2 separate regions of the Homo sapiens genome follow, and region 1 is linked to region 2. Evidence: read pairs that join two places in POLR2A ChIA-PET (ENCODE). Cell type or tissue: PC-9. All regions are shown on one strand. Each heading gives the region's core, and the rest is flanking DNA. Links, peaks and the distances in the headings are about the cores only.

The links. ChIA-PET counts read pairs that join two places held together with the same protein. Peaks named below come from ENCODE experiments on the same cell type or tissue, not always from the same donor. Only the 100,000 strongest peaks of a DNase experiment are listed, where the experiment ranks them.
Region 1: POLR2A ChIA-PET joins it to region 2 with 15 read pairs; 3 of 35 experiments call an interaction of 5 or more read pairs at or near these places.

What each region holds. Positions count from the first base shown.
Region 1 is chr13:97,287,816-97,296,065 of GRCh38, forward strand. All of the region lies in intron 2 of MBNL2 (muscleblind like splicing regulator 2), which reads left to right. LOC101927385 (a long non-coding RNA gene) reads right to left here. Exons shown (of 4, transcript XR_001749966.2): 1 at 7,428-8,250; 2 at 6,707-6,837. Among named protein-coding and RNA genes, the nearest start is that of MBNL2, 70 kb to the left of the region's middle. RefSeq lists an enhancer at 3,075-3,134 and a silencer at 7,560-7,854. In PC-9, for the core only: no CTCF peak of the experiment used is centred there; no DNase peak of the experiment used is centred there; H3K27ac peaks cover 2,015 bases.
Region 2 is chr13:97,138,020-97,146,429 of GRCh38, forward strand. It overlaps LOC124903197 (a long non-coding RNA gene), which reads right to left. Exons shown (of 3, transcript XR_007063844.1): 1 at 4,500-8,410; 2 at 1,952-3,989. It also overlaps a transcript of MBNL2 not described here. Among named protein-coding and RNA genes, the nearest start is that of LINC00456, 37 kb to the right of the region's middle. In PC-9, for the core only: no CTCF peak of the experiment used is centred there; DNase peaks (open chromatin) are centred at 3,762 and 4,672; H3K4me3 peaks cover 2,548 bases; H3K27ac peaks cover 3,112 bases.

The DNA.
Region 1 (8,250 bases), core at 1-8,000, 150 kb after region 2:
CCTGGGTTCAAGTGATTCTCCTGCGTTCAAGCGATTCTCCTGCCTCAGCCTCCTGAGTAGCTGGGATTACAGGTGCCTGCCACCAGGCCCGGCTAATTTTCTGTTTTTTTTTTGTTTTGTTTTGTTTTTTTTTTTTTTAGTAGAGATGGGGTTTCACGATGTTGGCCAGGTTGGTCTCGAACTCCTGACCTCAAACAATCCACCTGCTTCGGCCTCCCAAAGTGCTGGGATTACAGCCATGAGCCACCATGCCCGGCCTATGTTTATTTCTTTTATAAAATGATTGTCTTAGTAGGTGAGTCTTGTTCTTTTTCCATAATGCCTTTACTTGGCAAAAAGAAAAAATAAACGGGCAACTCTGTCAGTTTCTCTCTCTTTTTTATTATATATTACTGCTTCATAAAATTCAAAGGCAGGGATCTATCTGTCCATACTACTTGGACTGAAATCCACACCAGCAAACTCACTCATTTGAGTCATACACACTGGAAGAGTTTTGTCATAAGAAAGTCACTGTGAAATCCACATGTTACCTGAGAGGACCCAAGAAATTCCTTAAGCCATTTTCTGTTAGCAAATGAGGACAGCTTGATCCATCAAATAAGCTAATATCCATTTGAGGGTGGGGAAGGAAAGAGCCCAACCAGAAACCTCAAAACCTAGAATGGCTTTGTTTCAGTGCACATAATCAAGTCCCCAAGAAACTGAGAGAAGCCAGCGGAAAATGCCAAGGTCTAAACAAAGGCCAGCGGGCATGCCCCTGGGACTGGGGAGACCAGGTTTGTTCTGCAGGAGTTAGATCAATGATGAACTTCACCCATTTCACAATTTTTCCATTAACTGACCCTGCTAATACTAAATAGCACATTCTTTCCACTTGGTTTGATTCAATTTCCTCTGGCTCAAAGATTATAGTCCAGTGTATATTAGTCTTTCTCAGCACCATCATGACCAAGAAGAATAAAACTGATACTCCTAGGACAAATCCTCCCCTGAGCACTGACCTTTGGGATTCAGGGAATGAGTAGATATTGACATATTTATTTGTGATCAAACTTACCTAAGCCATCCTGCCTGACCAAACAGCATTTTGGGGCTAAGACTGATGAGACCATTTTCTTATGCCTGAGGTTGTACCCACACAATATTAAGCTCTGTAGAACATGATATATTGCCAGGGGAAGGAGAAAAAGAAAATGACTTAGAGGCCTTAACCTAGTTAAAGCAAAACAGAATGGCTAGATTCAACTTCAGGGATGATTATATTTCATTTAGATTATTATCATCTCAATGGAGCATTTCTTATTCTTAAAAAATACATAATGCGTCTAATTTTTTACTGAATACTGATGTGGGTGCTTAGGTACATTAGTAATCAATCTTAATATAAAAACTTATGTGTTGAAAAGTAGAATAGAATATATAGATGCTCTTAAAAAATGACCATCTGGTCTACATCTCAAATCTCATTTGGAGGAACATTTCAAGTGCTCCCAGCTCTTAGTAAAATCATTAATAATGACACTAAAATAATCATTTGCATACCTGCCATGAAACTAGGCATTGACCCAGATGCTTGGGATCTAAAATTAATCAGTAGCAGCCCTCATTGGAGGCATTTAAATCATATGGCCTTTCCCCCATTCCTGCTAACTTTCGGTTGTTAACAGAAGTTGGGATAGCTGGAAAATACCAGGAAAACAAAATTCTTAATGAAGAATTCTAGTAGGTCCAGAATCTTCTGAGTGGTATGTAAAGTCAAGGAGAAAGACATTTCACTTTCTAGGGAACTTTAAATCTCTTTATTCATTTATTTATTTTACAAATAATCATTGAGCCACTATTTAGTGCCAAGCACTATGTTTGGTGACCAAAGGAGAGGCGAGGACCTTGCTTTCGTGGACCTTGCAGCCCAATGGGGTAATCAACAGTATTCCAACACAGTGGTAAAGTAAATTAAAATGGAGACCAGGCCTGAAGAAACTATAAGCAGACATAGCCAGCAAGACCTCAGATGTGACCTGAACCTAGCTTGATTTGCAAACATAAGCAAAACTTAACTTGAGCAATTTCTTGTAAATGCCTATATTAAAGAAGAATACAACTTAAACTCCAACTAATCAGAAGTAACAAACAAATGTGTAATTATGTAACTAGGGAATTTCCAACAGGATAGATGAAATAAGGTAACTGTATAACTGCAATCAGTCAAATATTTTCTCTGCATTACTTCCATGTTTCTCCTATAAAAGTCTCCCCATTGCAATCCCTCATGGAGTTCCCAAACCAGTTCTGGTTTGGAGCCACCCAATTCTTGAATCACTATTTGCTCAAATAAGCCCATTAAATTTTTATTGTACCTCGGTTTACTCTTTAGCAAAAGTAAACAAACTAATAAAATAATCACAATTTCTGAAAAGTGTGATTTATTTATGAAATTTGGAATGCCCCAGTATGACAGGCAGTGGGCACACCGCTGGAAATACAGCATGTTAGAAAGGAGACAAATTTCTTGACCTCGTGGGATTTTCATTCTAGTGGGAAGTGACAAAAAAAAATCAGCAGAAACAGCCCTCCTTGGCCGGGCGCGGTGGCTCACGCCTGTAATCCCAGCACTTTGGGAGGTCGAGGCGGGTGGATCATGAGGTCAGGAGATCAAGACCATCCTGGCTAACAAGGTGAAACCCCGTCTCTACTAAAAATACAAAAAATTAGCCGGGCGCGGTGGCGGGCGCCTGTAGTCCCAGCTACTCGGGAGGCTGAGGCAGGAGAACGGCGTGAACCCGGGAAGCGGAGCTTGCAGTGAGCCGAGATTGCGCCACTGCAGTCCGCAGTCTGGCCTGGGCGACAGAGCGAGACTCCGTCTCAAAAAAAAAAAAAAAAAAAGAAAGAAACAGCCCTCCTTTCCCACCCAACAATTATTTATTTACCTACTATGAGAATTACTAGAAAGGAAATGGAGCAAGGTACTCTGATAGAAAACATTGTGATGGGGGAAGACTTTTGCAGAAAGGGTGGCTTGTGATGTGTTCTCCAAGGAGTTGCTTTCTGAGCTGAGGCCTGAAGGAGAAGAGAGGAAGGCTTCCCAGATGCAGGGGAAAAAGCTCTAAGCCTGGCTGGAGATGAATGCGTTTTGCCAATTCCTGGAAACAAGAGGCCTGACATCATGAGTAAGACAGAAACTGTGTAGGTGTTTGAATGTTATGCTCAGCACTAAGATTTGAGTACAGGGATGACAGGCTCTGATCTGTCTTATGGGAAGGCCAGTCAGCCTGGAGGAGGGATGGTAGGAGGAGGAAGGGCCAGGTGGTTGGTTAAAAAAAGCCTCTGCATCACTCACATTACTAGCAATGCCACCCGGCTGGGGTGGAGGGGGCAGAGGTAGGTAGATGTGTGGATTTACAATATGTTTTGAGGTAGAATTATTATTATTATTATTATTTTGAGACAGAGTCTCACTCTGTTGCCCAGGCTGGAGTGCAGTGGTGCAGTCTTGGCTCACTGTACCCTCTGCCTCCCGGGTTCAAGCGATTCTCCTGCCTCAGCCTCCCGAGTAGTTGGGACTACAGGCATGTGCCACCACACTCAGCTAATTTTTTGTATTTTTAGTAGAGACCGGGTTTCACCGTGTTAGCCAGGATGGTCTCAATCCCCTGACCTCGTGATCCGCCCACCTCAGGTAGAATTATTAATATTAGAAAAGCTGATGTGTCACGACAGGTTATTAAAAAGATCAAGTAATACACATCCCATCTCCATTTGCTCTTTACCTTTGTGGCATCAAGAGTGATTGCTTGGGTCGGGCGCGGTGGCTCACGCCTATAATCCCAGCAATTTGGGAAGCCGAGGTGGGCGGATCACTTGAGGTCAGGAGTTCGAGGCCAGCCCAGCCAACATGGTGAAAACCCTTCTCTGCTAAAAATACAAAAATTAGCTGGGCATGGTGGCATGCACCTGTAATCCCAGCTACTCAGGAGGCTGAGGCAGGAGAATCGCTTGAACCTGGGAGGCGGAGGTTGCAGTGAGCTGAGATCATGCCATTGCACTCCAGCCTGGGCAACAGAGCGAGACTCCGTCTCCGTCTCAAAAAAAAAAAAAAAAAGTGGGCTGGGTGCGGTGGCTCACGCCTGTAATCCCAGCACTTCGGGAGGCCGAGGTGGGCGGATAAGGAGGTCAGGAAATCGAGACCATCCTGGACACGGTGAAACCCCATCTCTACTAAAAAATACAAAAAAACTAGCCGGGTGTGATGGCGGGCGCCTGTAGTCCCAGCTACTCGTGAGGCTGAGGCAGGAGAACGGCGTGAACCCGGGACGCGGAGCTTGAAGTGAGCCGAGATCGCGCCACTGCACTCCAGCCTGGGCAACAGAGCCAGACTCCATCTCAAAAAAAAAAAAAAAAAAAAAAGTGATTGCTCGAAGAGGGAACGACCCTTTCCTCTTACGAAGGCATCTCTCCTGGCCCCATTTGCACTGCTGGTAATTTTACCCTTCATGTTCTCTAAGGCCATTCTTGCCATAGTCACTCAGGAGCTGGGTGTAAACCCAAAGCTTGGGGAGAACTCGGTTTATCATCTGAGCAGACTTCCCTTGGACTGCTTCTGTAGAAAATCCTACTAAACATATCCTGTGTAATTGAAGCTCCCGTCACTAATAGATTTATCTTGGTTCGTCTTGAGATTGGCTCCAGTCTCCTTAACTTTTTCTTTGCCATTTTAAACAGAAAGTTCTATTTGATCATTTGTTTTTTAGAATTATTTTTTATTTCCAATTTCAATTCTAAATAAAAATCTAGCTCATTTTTACATGAAGTTTAAGCCCACTTCTTTAATTAAATTGTAGAAAGTGTTGTCGATATCCAAATTCCTCTCTCGGTGAGCCCCAGGTCCTTCCAAAACTTCTAAAATCTTCACTTGAAGTAACTGTACTTCTTGATACATAGTACAATTTCTTCTTTATTTTCCTGTAGGATTTCTTCCATTAAGTTCATCTTGATTTACATTTTTCTCAGGGAATTATTTATTTCACCAAGATTTTCAATTTTATCACTTAAAATTATTTTACTCTATCAGTCTTCTCCCTAAATATGACTACATAGATAATTTATAAATTATTTGTTTTCCTTTTATTTTTTAAATTAAATTTGCCAGAGGTGTGTCTGTTTTATTTGAAGAACCTGTTCTTGATCTTAGCTACCAGTTCTACAAAGGACAAATTATTTTATCTCATCATCATTATTATTATTTTTACTTCTGTGTTTATTATTTCCTTTCTCCAGCTTTCTTTTTAATTGTTTTGTCTTTTTGCCCATAAATTCTGAGTAGAATATTTAGTTCTGTTCTCATAATTCTTTTTTCGTTGAAGTATTTAGGACTGTAAATCTGCTACAAAAAATAGTTTTGGCTGTATCTTATAGATTTTTGTTAAATAATATTCTCACTTTTGTTATTTTCTAGTTTGCTTGACTGCCTCAGTCATTATTTATGCAACCACTTCTAAAATATCCAAGTAATTTGGTTTTTCTTTTTCCTTTGAAATTCTAGTAATAGTTTGTGGTAGTATTTTATTATTAAAATAAAAAGGTACAGTTTTTACCTTAGAAATGCACTAAAGTATTTTTTTGGTGCAGATGATGATCAATGTTTGTACCTGGTACATGACACTTGAGAAGATGCATTTCCTGTTCTTAAGGTACAAGGTTATATCAGCGTGCAGATATTTATCCAAACATTAAATAATTCAAGTGCTTTGTGCCTGTAATTATTTATTTTTGTCCCCTTGACCTGCCAGAGAATTATGGTGATGCAAGAAATTTTAATACTCCTCACATGTTTCCTTGTATTTCTAACAATTTTTGCATTTCATAGAATGATACTGTGTTGTTCTGAGCTTAGTATTTCCTGAGTCTCGTACCTTTTTTATGGCTCTTGTGTATCAATATGCAATTAACCTTTTTTTCAATATATTCTTTATTTTTGTTTTTGTTTAAAATTTTTTCTTTCCATAGGTTTTTGGGGAACAGGTGGTATTTGGTTACATGAGTAAGTTCTTTACTGGTGATTTGTGAGATTTTGGTGCACCCATCACCCGAGCAGTATACACGGAACCCACTTTGTAGTGTTGTATCCCTTACCCCTTCCCATCCTTTCCCCCGAGTCCCCAATTTTCTTCAATTTATTCTTTAACATGAATGTACCACTCCTGCTTTTTTTTTCTTCATGCTTTCCTGATATATCTTGTTTCATTCTTTTATTTTCAACTTTATTATATCTTTTTCATCTCGTGTAAGCTTCATTTCATTGAATTTCATTTTTAATTTGAATTAATCTTGAAATCTTATATTTCTCTGATATTTATATTATTTCTAGCTTACGCTTCTGTATCTACCTTCCTTTATTTTCTTTTTTCTCCTACTGTTTCCAAAACCCCTCACCAATTAATGAATGACTCTGTTCAATATTGTGCCATACTCCCTGCAAGACACATGGAAATGTAACACTCAGTTCTTGTTCTTAGGGATTTTATAAACTAACTAGGAGACAGATAGCCATGCAGAATTTACAATTAAATACTAAACCATGTGTACCGGTTATTAGCAGAAGAGACTTTTTAAGAATATGGAAGTGTTAGCTGCAAGAACAACCAAAAAATGTCATAGCAGAGAGCATTACGGGCTAGGTAGAATTTAGCTAACTGGGAAGACAGACCTTCATGTTATTTACCCTATATCAGTGGCTGCCAAATGATATTCCTTCGGGGACTTATGGAGGCATCTGGTCAGTAGGTCTGGGTATGGATCCCAGTGTTCTGTATCTTTAGAAGCTCTCCAATGCTGTAGCTGCATGGCCAAATTTAGAAAACATTACTTGAAATAGTTATATCACCTACTCTGAAACAGTTATTACACTGTATAAATCTAGTAACTATCCCTGAAGGTCTTACTTAAAGTTTCCATTTGTCATAAAATGTTCAAATAAGGCACAAAGACTATGTTAACTCATAGATTACATTTCCCAAGTCAGGATAAAAAAAGATCAAGCACCTGCCCTACACCCTTTGGCTTTTTATTCTTGTGACAATTCTAATTGCAGTGTCCAACTATGCAGAAGCCTATAAGTCATTAACTATAACTATAAACAAAACAACAACTGCCCAGTTATTAACCACCCAGTTATTGCCAGTTTGAAATGTTATGGTATCATTGTGAGGGGAAAGTAAGCAGTATGTGAAAAAATGGAAATGAATGAACTGGATGTGTTCACCCTGGAGAAAGAAAGATTCGGAGAAGACATGATAGCCCTCTACAAATGTTCAGAGTTAGCACAATGAAGAGGAAGTAACTTGCTCTGTGTAAAGAACAGGGCCAATGAATGAGATCTGTGGGAAGACACATCTTTGTTCAATATGAGGAAGAAGATACAAACATACCTTGAGGGATAAAAGTTTCCATCTCAAGAGCTGCTCAAATAGGTGCACACCTGGGATTAGTCTTCAGACTGTCTTTTAAAGTTTTTTTTTTTCTATACCAAAGATACTAACAGACAGTCCCAAGCAGAACTAATTGCTAAAGTGGCCAATCCCAGCTTAGCAATAGAAGTTTTCCCCTGTGCCAGCGTTGAAATATTTGGTTGCCTAGCAACCATTATGTATCTATGATGTGTTGGAAAATCATTTGTTTGTGCCTGGGTTGATGTAGTTCTTAACACCATACTTGGTTCATTTCATTCATGACAAGTATCCCCATTATAGTTTGTTACATATCAAAAGGGTGTTGAGCTGCAACGTGCACCGTAGTAATCTTTATCAAACCCTACCCAGCTGGCAAGCTTAGCCATAATGATCACAATAGAAATAGATGTTTGATCCATGCAGGAGATGACAGGATAGGACGATGAGAGCACAGTAACAGTTTGGGGACTCATAAAACTGTTAACATACATTTAAATCTAGTAGAGTTCTTGGAGTGATGGTACAAGTTTAATCATGAACTCTTCAACATTGAAATCCTGTGAATTTTGAATAAGTGACTAATACCAGCATTTAAGGTATAGAACAAAGTTTAAATACATAACATACTTAGGTCATAACTTTGCATTTACAGTCTCCTAGGAAACCAACAAAATATATCTGGATAGTTTAAAAGTATGATCTCATCTATAAAGAGCTGCTTTATATCATAAGAACCAAAGAACTGTTATTTGTCAAACTTCCACATTAAATATCTGCCAAGATATCTTATTAGGTTTTCTTA
Region 2 (8,410 bases), core at 160-8,159:
GAAGAGGCCAGGAAAGTCTCTGGGACCTCTTATCAAGGCATTAATCCTACCTCCATGACCTAATCACCTTCCAAAGGCCCCTCCTCCAAATACCGTCATGTTGGAGGTTAGGTTTCAACATGGAAATTTTTTATTTTTTATTTTTGAGACAGATTCTCATTCTGTCACCCAGGCTGGAGTGCAGTGGTGCAATCTCAGCTCACTGCAACCTTTGCCTCCCAGGTTCAAGCATTTCTCATGCCTCAGCCTCCTGAGTAACTGGTATTACAGGTGTGCACCACCACGCCTGGCTAATTTTTGTATTTTTAGTAGACACAGGATTTCACCATGTTGGCCAGGCTGGTCTTGAACTCCTGACCTTAAGTGATTGGCTTGCCTTGGCCTCCCAAAGTGCTGGGATTACAGGCATGAACCACCGTGCCCAGCCTCAACATGGGAATTTGGTGGAAGACACAAACATTCAGTCCATAGCACCCTCCACTCTCCCATCAAACTAGATTAGCCCATATTAATTAGTTCATTAAATATACCTACTGTTTTGGCACACTAGGTGCTGGAGTTCTACTCGACTTCACTGGATACTTATGCTAGCCCTTATTGCTGCCAATCATTCCACGAGCACAAGAAACAGAATAATGGTCTCTTGGTCTAGCCCAATGGGAAGGGTCCAAGAAAGGGGAGAGTGGTGGGGCATGGGACAAAGGAGCCAAGGGAGACTTTGGCCTGGGCTTTGTGACTGCTATAAGCACAGAAAACTTTGCCAGTGGGCAGTTTATTTGGCAAGTTTGAGCATTAAGAGGTAGGATTATGCTAGCTATGTTGATCAGGTTACCATCACCTTATCCCAGCGATCACTTTCAGCATCACGAAAAATAGGACCACCTGTGGATCCTGATGCAATTTGCTACGAAGTATGCAGCAGCATCTGTGCAGTCATTTTGCCAAATGTATACAATAAATTTTATCTAACTTCCGGTTTATAGAAAATATAGGGGTTAGAGAACCAAGATAAATGACTCAATGAGCAATAATCAGACAAATCCAGAAGGTAGAGCATTCCCCAAGACCCCTGCTAGTCTCTCCTCCTGGTCAAGAACATGAAAAGAAACATGCAGGGAAGGAGGTGTGGATGGGCTGATCGAGGTTAAAAGAGAATAAAGAAATATAATGAGTAAATGCAATTTGTGAACACTGATTGGCTTCTGCTTTGAATAAATGAGTCATAAAACTCACTGGGGCAACAACTGGGGAAATTTGAATAGAGAACAGGGATGATATGATATGCAGGTCTTATTAATTGTGTTAGGTGCCCTATGGGTATTGTGATTATATAGAACAAGATTAGTTTATAGAGATGCTACTAAAGTCTTCAGAAGTAAAATGTAGTATCTTGAATTTACTTTAAATACTACATTAAAAAATTAAAGTATATCCAGCAAAATGCTAACACTTTAAAATTCTAGGTGATGGGTATATGGTGTTCATTATATGAAACTATCATAACTATGATAAATCTAATGAAATGGAAAATTACAACCTTGGTTTGGCAGTGTGAAAGCAATGTAGTGATTTATAAAACCTCTTTAGGGGATAATTGCCATGAGTACAATGGTTATTAGGGACATTGTGAACATGTCAGATTCATTTTGGGGAGTCTTTTTGATTTTCAAACCACCATGTCCAAGTGCACTCAGAGGGCTTCTGTGCAAGGAGCGGACAGAATCTCCTTGTGTGTCATGGCCCAGCTTCAGACGCACATGGAGGGAATATTGCCTGAGACTCCAAAGATCCCCACAGCCAGAGGCCTCCATGAGGCACGTTTGGGAGGCTGATCAATCCATTTCACTACCAACATTCAGCCCCATCACAGCAGGGAGAGGCAGCAGCTGTGGTGGGCAGGGAGGATGCCACATTCCTGACCTTCAGCCATCACTTCCTCTATCTCTCTTACCTCTTGGGATTTCACAAGTGGCTGTTCCCTTCTTCTGCTTTCTTCCATAGGCTGGACCCATCCTCTTGCCTCCCTTACAGGTCCATGGCATCTGTCACTCAGCATTTCTCCCACTTCACTTTTCCAAGCTTGCTCCACTTCCTGATGCTTTCCACCATTTCCTCCACGGTTTTTTTTTTTTTTCCTTCAAGCTTTTCTTGCTGAATTTTTGTACGATTCTCCTGTCCCATTTTTACTCAACTTAAGAATTGTATCACGATTTATATTGCGGTTCTCTGTCAGCTTTTTTTCCCTAGTACCATCTGCCTCTTTGTAGAAGACTGGTGATATACAGGCAGATACACACACAGACACACACACACGCCTTTGGTAGATGTCATGTCAAGTTTGAGTTTGTGCATGTACTGAATGACGCTTAGGAAAATGCTTAGTGAGGAATGAATTTGTTCTTCAAAACCAGAGCATACATTTAACATTTGGATCATATTTGTGAGTTTCATTTTTGTTTGCAGTAACAGTATTTTTCTCTCAGTGGTAAGAGCAGCTCATATTCACCTTTCCCTAATGCTGAATTCTCCACTTACTTCCCTTATGTTGCATCCCGGTTTGTTTGGGGTAATTTAGGTTTTGAGCCATTCTTCTCTTGTTAGAGTCTATAATGCCTCTTCTAAATTGAAATTCTTCCTTTAGGGAGCCAAGAACTCGGATGCTTCTAAATTTACATCTGGGTAACAGATTTGCTACAAAGTTGGACTACTGGGGAGCAAATTCAATGTTTCAGAAATTTTACAAAGAGTTACATTCCTCAAGGTCTCATCCAGTGAGTTCCGTCACTGGGGACAGATGGTCTACTTTAAGTATAATCAGGAAGTTTCAGAAACATGACATAATGTTTATCTCTCCTAAGATTTTTCTCTTTGATTTGGCGTCTGAGAAATACTCCTTGTGCCCATCTCTCTCTCTTTCTTTGGCAGATTCTGACAAAAATAATGTCTAGAAAGGCTTTTGCATTGTCTTTTATAAAAAGAACATATTTGCTTCTAATAATACATATTGGCTATACTTTAACACTTTTAGATCACATAAGCTCAGTTTCTTTTTCTCTTATGAAAAATAATGTGCTTTATTTTGAGCAAACGAATAAGCCACAAGCTCTCTGAAAAAAGATGATTATAGGAGAAGAACCCAAAAGGTAATCATTTTGGCCCAGAATTGTGATCAAAGTTGTCCTTTATATCTGTCCTACATCTGACATTTAGACACAAGCTCTCACTGCAGGGAGTCTCATGAGAGCGTGCCTAGGATGGCAGGAAGGATGGCATTTCTTAAGATGGGTCTGACTACATGATGTATGTTCAGTAATTTACAAAAAAAAATCTGAAATGCAAATCAAATATAAACCATCTTCATAAGAGTAGGAAAATGCTCCCCGCTCCCAGCCAACTGTGCCAGCTCTTTTGAGGAAATAGTATTTATTGAGAGGAGATAATACATGTTTGAATTTTTCCAATTGTTCTTTATGCTGAATATTCTTCATTTAAAAGTAGCTCACATATTTTTTCTGCAGTCTTTAATTGCAGATGAGTTAGGTCTACAACTTCTTTGGTGCCTCTGTGCACACTACAGTTTGCACACACACACCCTGTCACTACTCTCTTTTATTCTATAGGATCGTTTTATGGAGTTCAAAGTCCTCAAAGCTTGCAGGGAAGGGAGGAGGGCTAGGGAAAAGGACGATTGTGCTAAGCCTGAGTGTAAACTCCCCTGGAGCAGAGAATGACTCACATTCTCTGTGACATGAGTCACTCCCATGCAAAACTGGAGTTGCGAGCTACTACTTTGCCTGTAGCTGTTTGTTTGTTCAGAGGCAGATGGAAGGCAGAGGCTGCGCAGAGAATGGAGAGCTGTGTCTGAGGAGCCTTGGAACATTCACCCAGGTAGAGGAAGGCCACCGTGTGATCACCTTTTCTCCTTGGCTATAGCTCAGAATATTCAGTTCCCTAAAGTAAGGCACTGCTAGTATTTTTTACCTAAGGAACTGAACCAGAGAGAAGGTTAATTTGCAAAACAAAAAAGAAAAAAAATTGACTAGCAACCGATAGAAATTGATAGAGAGGGAAAAGGGAAAAACTAATGGGGTAAAAACTCAGAGGGTTTCTCTATCAATTAAATTAAAGCTTTCTCATTTAATGAGAATTGATGCTTATTATAACTGTGCTTATTTATTCTTAGCTGTATATAAAACAGTAGAAAGTTGTTGATTTAATATGAAAGTTTAGAAAAGATAAGGTATTAATTCTGCATTCTAAAAACTCATTAACCAGGAGTGCTTGATTTCCTAGAAAGAATGGAACTTCGCCTGTCATAATTATTGAGACGATAGATTCACCTCTGATTTCTCAATTATAAATAGAATCATCAAATGCTGAAGGCAAGGACCTTGTCTAAACAATCTCCACTAGGTTATGTATTTGAAAGTGTTTGGAACTACTGTGAAAACTCGATAGTTCTTAGGTCTTAGTTCATCAAAACCTAAAGTGAAACATACCTCCACACATAGTGTGGGTGTTCATCCCTACATATTCCACCTCCCCACACTGGCCTCCTCGAAGGAGGCTTGGAAGAGTCTATGGCTGGCTCTGCATTGGTCATGCACGCCTCCACGGCTGCTTTGCTCTGTGCCCCGGCTTTCCTAGGTATCTCCTCTCAGCCTGACCTCCGCTTCCGCTTCCTGTCCCACGTCTCTAACCAACAACTTAAAGGGACCCTACCCAAGGAATTGTAACCTGTGGAATTTCCCTAAAGGGAAATCTCAGATATAGCTAGGGGCTCAGGGAATGCAACTAACATGCAACTTTGGGAAGATGGGTTTTGCTTTTTTATCTTAGACTTTTTTTTAGTTTGCCTTGAGAAAAATCAGAGCTGTTCTTTAGAAAAAAACAAAAAAATGAGAAGGTAGCAGGTCTTGTCTTCAGTCTTTCCCATTTCCCAAGAAGCACCGGATCAGATCCTCTTAGGACCATGAACTCTTCACTTCCTACCTAGCTACCTAGCCCAGATTTATCATGTCAGTTACCTCTGTAATATGGTGTTGGTTTATAATAGCTTAAAAATGAGTGTTGTGGCTCCCTGCTATATTTTCTTTTTTACTGGTTCTTCTTGAAAACTAAAAAATAAAAATAAAAAATCCTAAAGGAAGAATTCTCTAGTTGTAAAGTTTTGTCAACATAGTCAACACTGAGGGAAGCATTTGAAAACCTTCCCTATGTCCTTTGTCATCTCATATAAGCAGCTATTTATCTGTAACCACTCCCAATATTAGGCCAACTTGTATTTGATCATACCACATAGCCATTAGCTGATTTGGGTCTCAGCACTCTTGGTAACATGTTAGAATTCTTTGAAGGACCTTCCTGCCATCAACACTTCCTAAATTCCCCAAACCCCTGTGCCGTTGAAATCTATCCAGGAGGGGAGTCTAACATGCAAAACTGCATGTGACTCTTCAGCAAGGTGGAGAACAGGAGGCAGGTATGATAGGTTTGCTGGCTTCTGGTTTACTAGTCCCTGGTACAGATGAAATGAATAATGTTTGTACTCAAGTAAATGTACTCACCTTTCTTTAATTCACAGATGATGTTTTGTTGACAGCTAAGATTTAACTTTAACTTACGGATTTCCGTATAATTTTACAATGCAGTTACTTCCTAGGATTCATTCTAACTATGATTGATACTGAGTAAACTCTCTTTTATTTTTGCTTCATTTAATTTCTCTATATGTATAAAGTATAATGGGAATGGTTTTACCCTGACTTATTTTTCGATAGTTCAATGATGGCTATGGAGGAAGAGTGTTTAAATGAGTTTTTTGGTTTGTTTTGATTTTTTTGAGACAGAGTCTTGCTCTGTCACCCAGGCTGGAGTGCAGTGGCATGATCTCCTCTCACTGCAATCTCTGCCTCCTGGGTTCAAGTGATTCTCCTGCCTCAGCCTCCCGAGTAGCTGGGATTACAGGCTCCCGCCACCATGCCTGGCTAATTTTTGTATTTTTAGTAGAGACAGGGTTTCACCACATTGACCAGGCCAGTCTCGAACTCCTGACCTCAAGTAATCTGCCTTCCTCGGCCTCCCAAAGCACTAGGATTACGGGCATGAGCCACCACGCCCGGCTGTGTTTAAATGATTATTGATGTGGTGCCACGTGGAGTGGGAAAAGGGAGCGGCTGCTCTGTCTGAGCCTTCAGAAACCTCGCCTTAGCAGCAACAGCTGGGAATGAGCAGAGTCTGCTAGGATCGCACCTCCATGAAGGAGGGGTCTGAGCTAGGGCCAGATACCCGTAGGATCCTGATACTGCCTTCTCTTCTGCTTAGAGGACTATAACCATGTTATCCCAGAAATTGTGCATTAAAAACCATGAAGCTCCTCTCCCTGCCTCTAGACATGATACTTCTTTTTTTTTTTTTTTTTTTTTTTGAGACAGAGTTTCGTGCTTGTTTCCTAGGCTGGAGTGCAATTGTGTAATCTCAGCTTACTGCAACCTCTGCCTCCCGGGTTCAAGCAATTCTCCTGCCTCAGCCTCCTGAGTAGCTGGGATTACAGGCATGTGCCACCACGCCTGGCTAATTTTGCATTTTTAGTAGAGATGGGGTTTCTCCATGTTGGTTGGTCAGGCTGGTCTCAAAACCCTGACCTCAGGTAATCCGCCCACCTCAGCCTCCCAAAGTGCTGGGATTACAGGCATGAGCCACCCCGCCCAGCCTAGTGATACTTCTTATAATTACTCTTGGTGCAGCCACCACATGACGGCGGAGGATGAGGAGGAAATAAGGAAGATCTCAAATAGGAACAAATAAGGAGGTCAAGGTGCAGGGCTAGAGGGAAAGAACATTAGAAGCAAAGTATTCGGAAGGACCCTGACATAGAGCTGTGAAGGTTACATAATGACAGTGGTACTCATTAGGCGAATTTCAAATATTTGAACCCTCTAAACTTACAGGCACATGGTAGCATTGTGCTTCCCCCACCAATTTAAATTTTGTCTGTGTAATTTGCTTTAGCAATAAAATATGTGGGAAGTGATGCATATTTCATATCTAGGTAGAAGCTTCAGGAAAGAACGCAGGCTTCCCTACATGCTCTCTCTCCAACATTTGAGAAAATGGCTGCTTCATCAGCCTGGGTCCCTGAACAACTCCAATGAGCAACCTGTGACGGGCCTGTGGAAGGACTGTAAAATTAACTTTGTTGCTTTAAGCATCTGAGATTTGGGAGATGTGTGTTATTGCACTGTAACCTGACCAGGCCTGACTGATCCTGAAGGAGCAGATAGAAGCTAAACAAAGGCTAAAAAAAGCAACATGATAAGAAAGAAAAGAGAAAGAAAGAATTGGTAATGAAAGAGAGAAAAGAGAGGTCAGGGAAGATATGGAGAAAAGGAGGGAGCAAAAGGGACTGTAAGAGGCAAGAGAGAGGATGATGAGAAGAAAGAGAAAAGTGTCCAAGGAAAAAGAACCTAGGTGTCTGAGGATGCAGGTGCCCAGTAGCTTGCAGTGATAACTTGCCATATGAAGTGAGGGCATGGGCCTTGATGTTAACTGCATACTTTATTTCATAACTAGTTGGCAGCACGTATTCTGTTACTTATTCCTCAAGCTATATATTTGAAGCCATCATTATTTTTCCGTTGAAAAAAGCTAAAAGATATGGGCATTGGATGGTGTTTGGAACTGCACAGTGTAACTATATTATGAAATAATAGTTTGTTGCAGAAAAGAGCCTGCCAAGTGGTCTAGTTCTGAGTTCTTGAGCCCTTGCCCTCTGGTGCTATAAGGCTTCTTCCTGGTTCCCTCAGGGGCTGCTCCCTGAAACAAGGCAAGGCAGACCAAGCAGTTGATCTACCTTGATTCTCACCTGAGCAGTTGCATTTTTATTGGATGTGTATAGCAGGCTTCCATGTCAGGTTTTACTTGCAGACAGGGTTCTACTCTTTTCTTTTCTTTTCTTTTCTTTTCTTTTCTTTTCTTTTCTTTGAAACGGAGTCTCACTCTGTCACCAGGCTGGAGTACAGTGGTGTGTGGCATGACCTTGGCTCACTGCAACCTCCACCTCCCTGGATCAAGCAATTATTCTGCCTCAGCCTCCCGAGTAGCTAGGACTACAGGCGTGTGCCACTACAACCGGCTAATTTTTTTTTTTTTTTTTAATATTTTAGTAGAGATGGGGTTTCACCATGTTGGCTGGGATGGTCTTGATCTCCTTACCTCGTGATCCTCCCGCCTCGGCCTCCCAAAGTGCTGGCATTACAGGCGTGAGCCATCGCGCCCAGCAGGTTCTACTTTCTAAAAGAGTTTTGCCAACAACAGATCCAGTCTATTGTGAACAAAAACCCCACAACACTTCACTAACATTCCATCCAAGCATTAGGCATGAACATATGTATTTGTTCAGAATGAAATG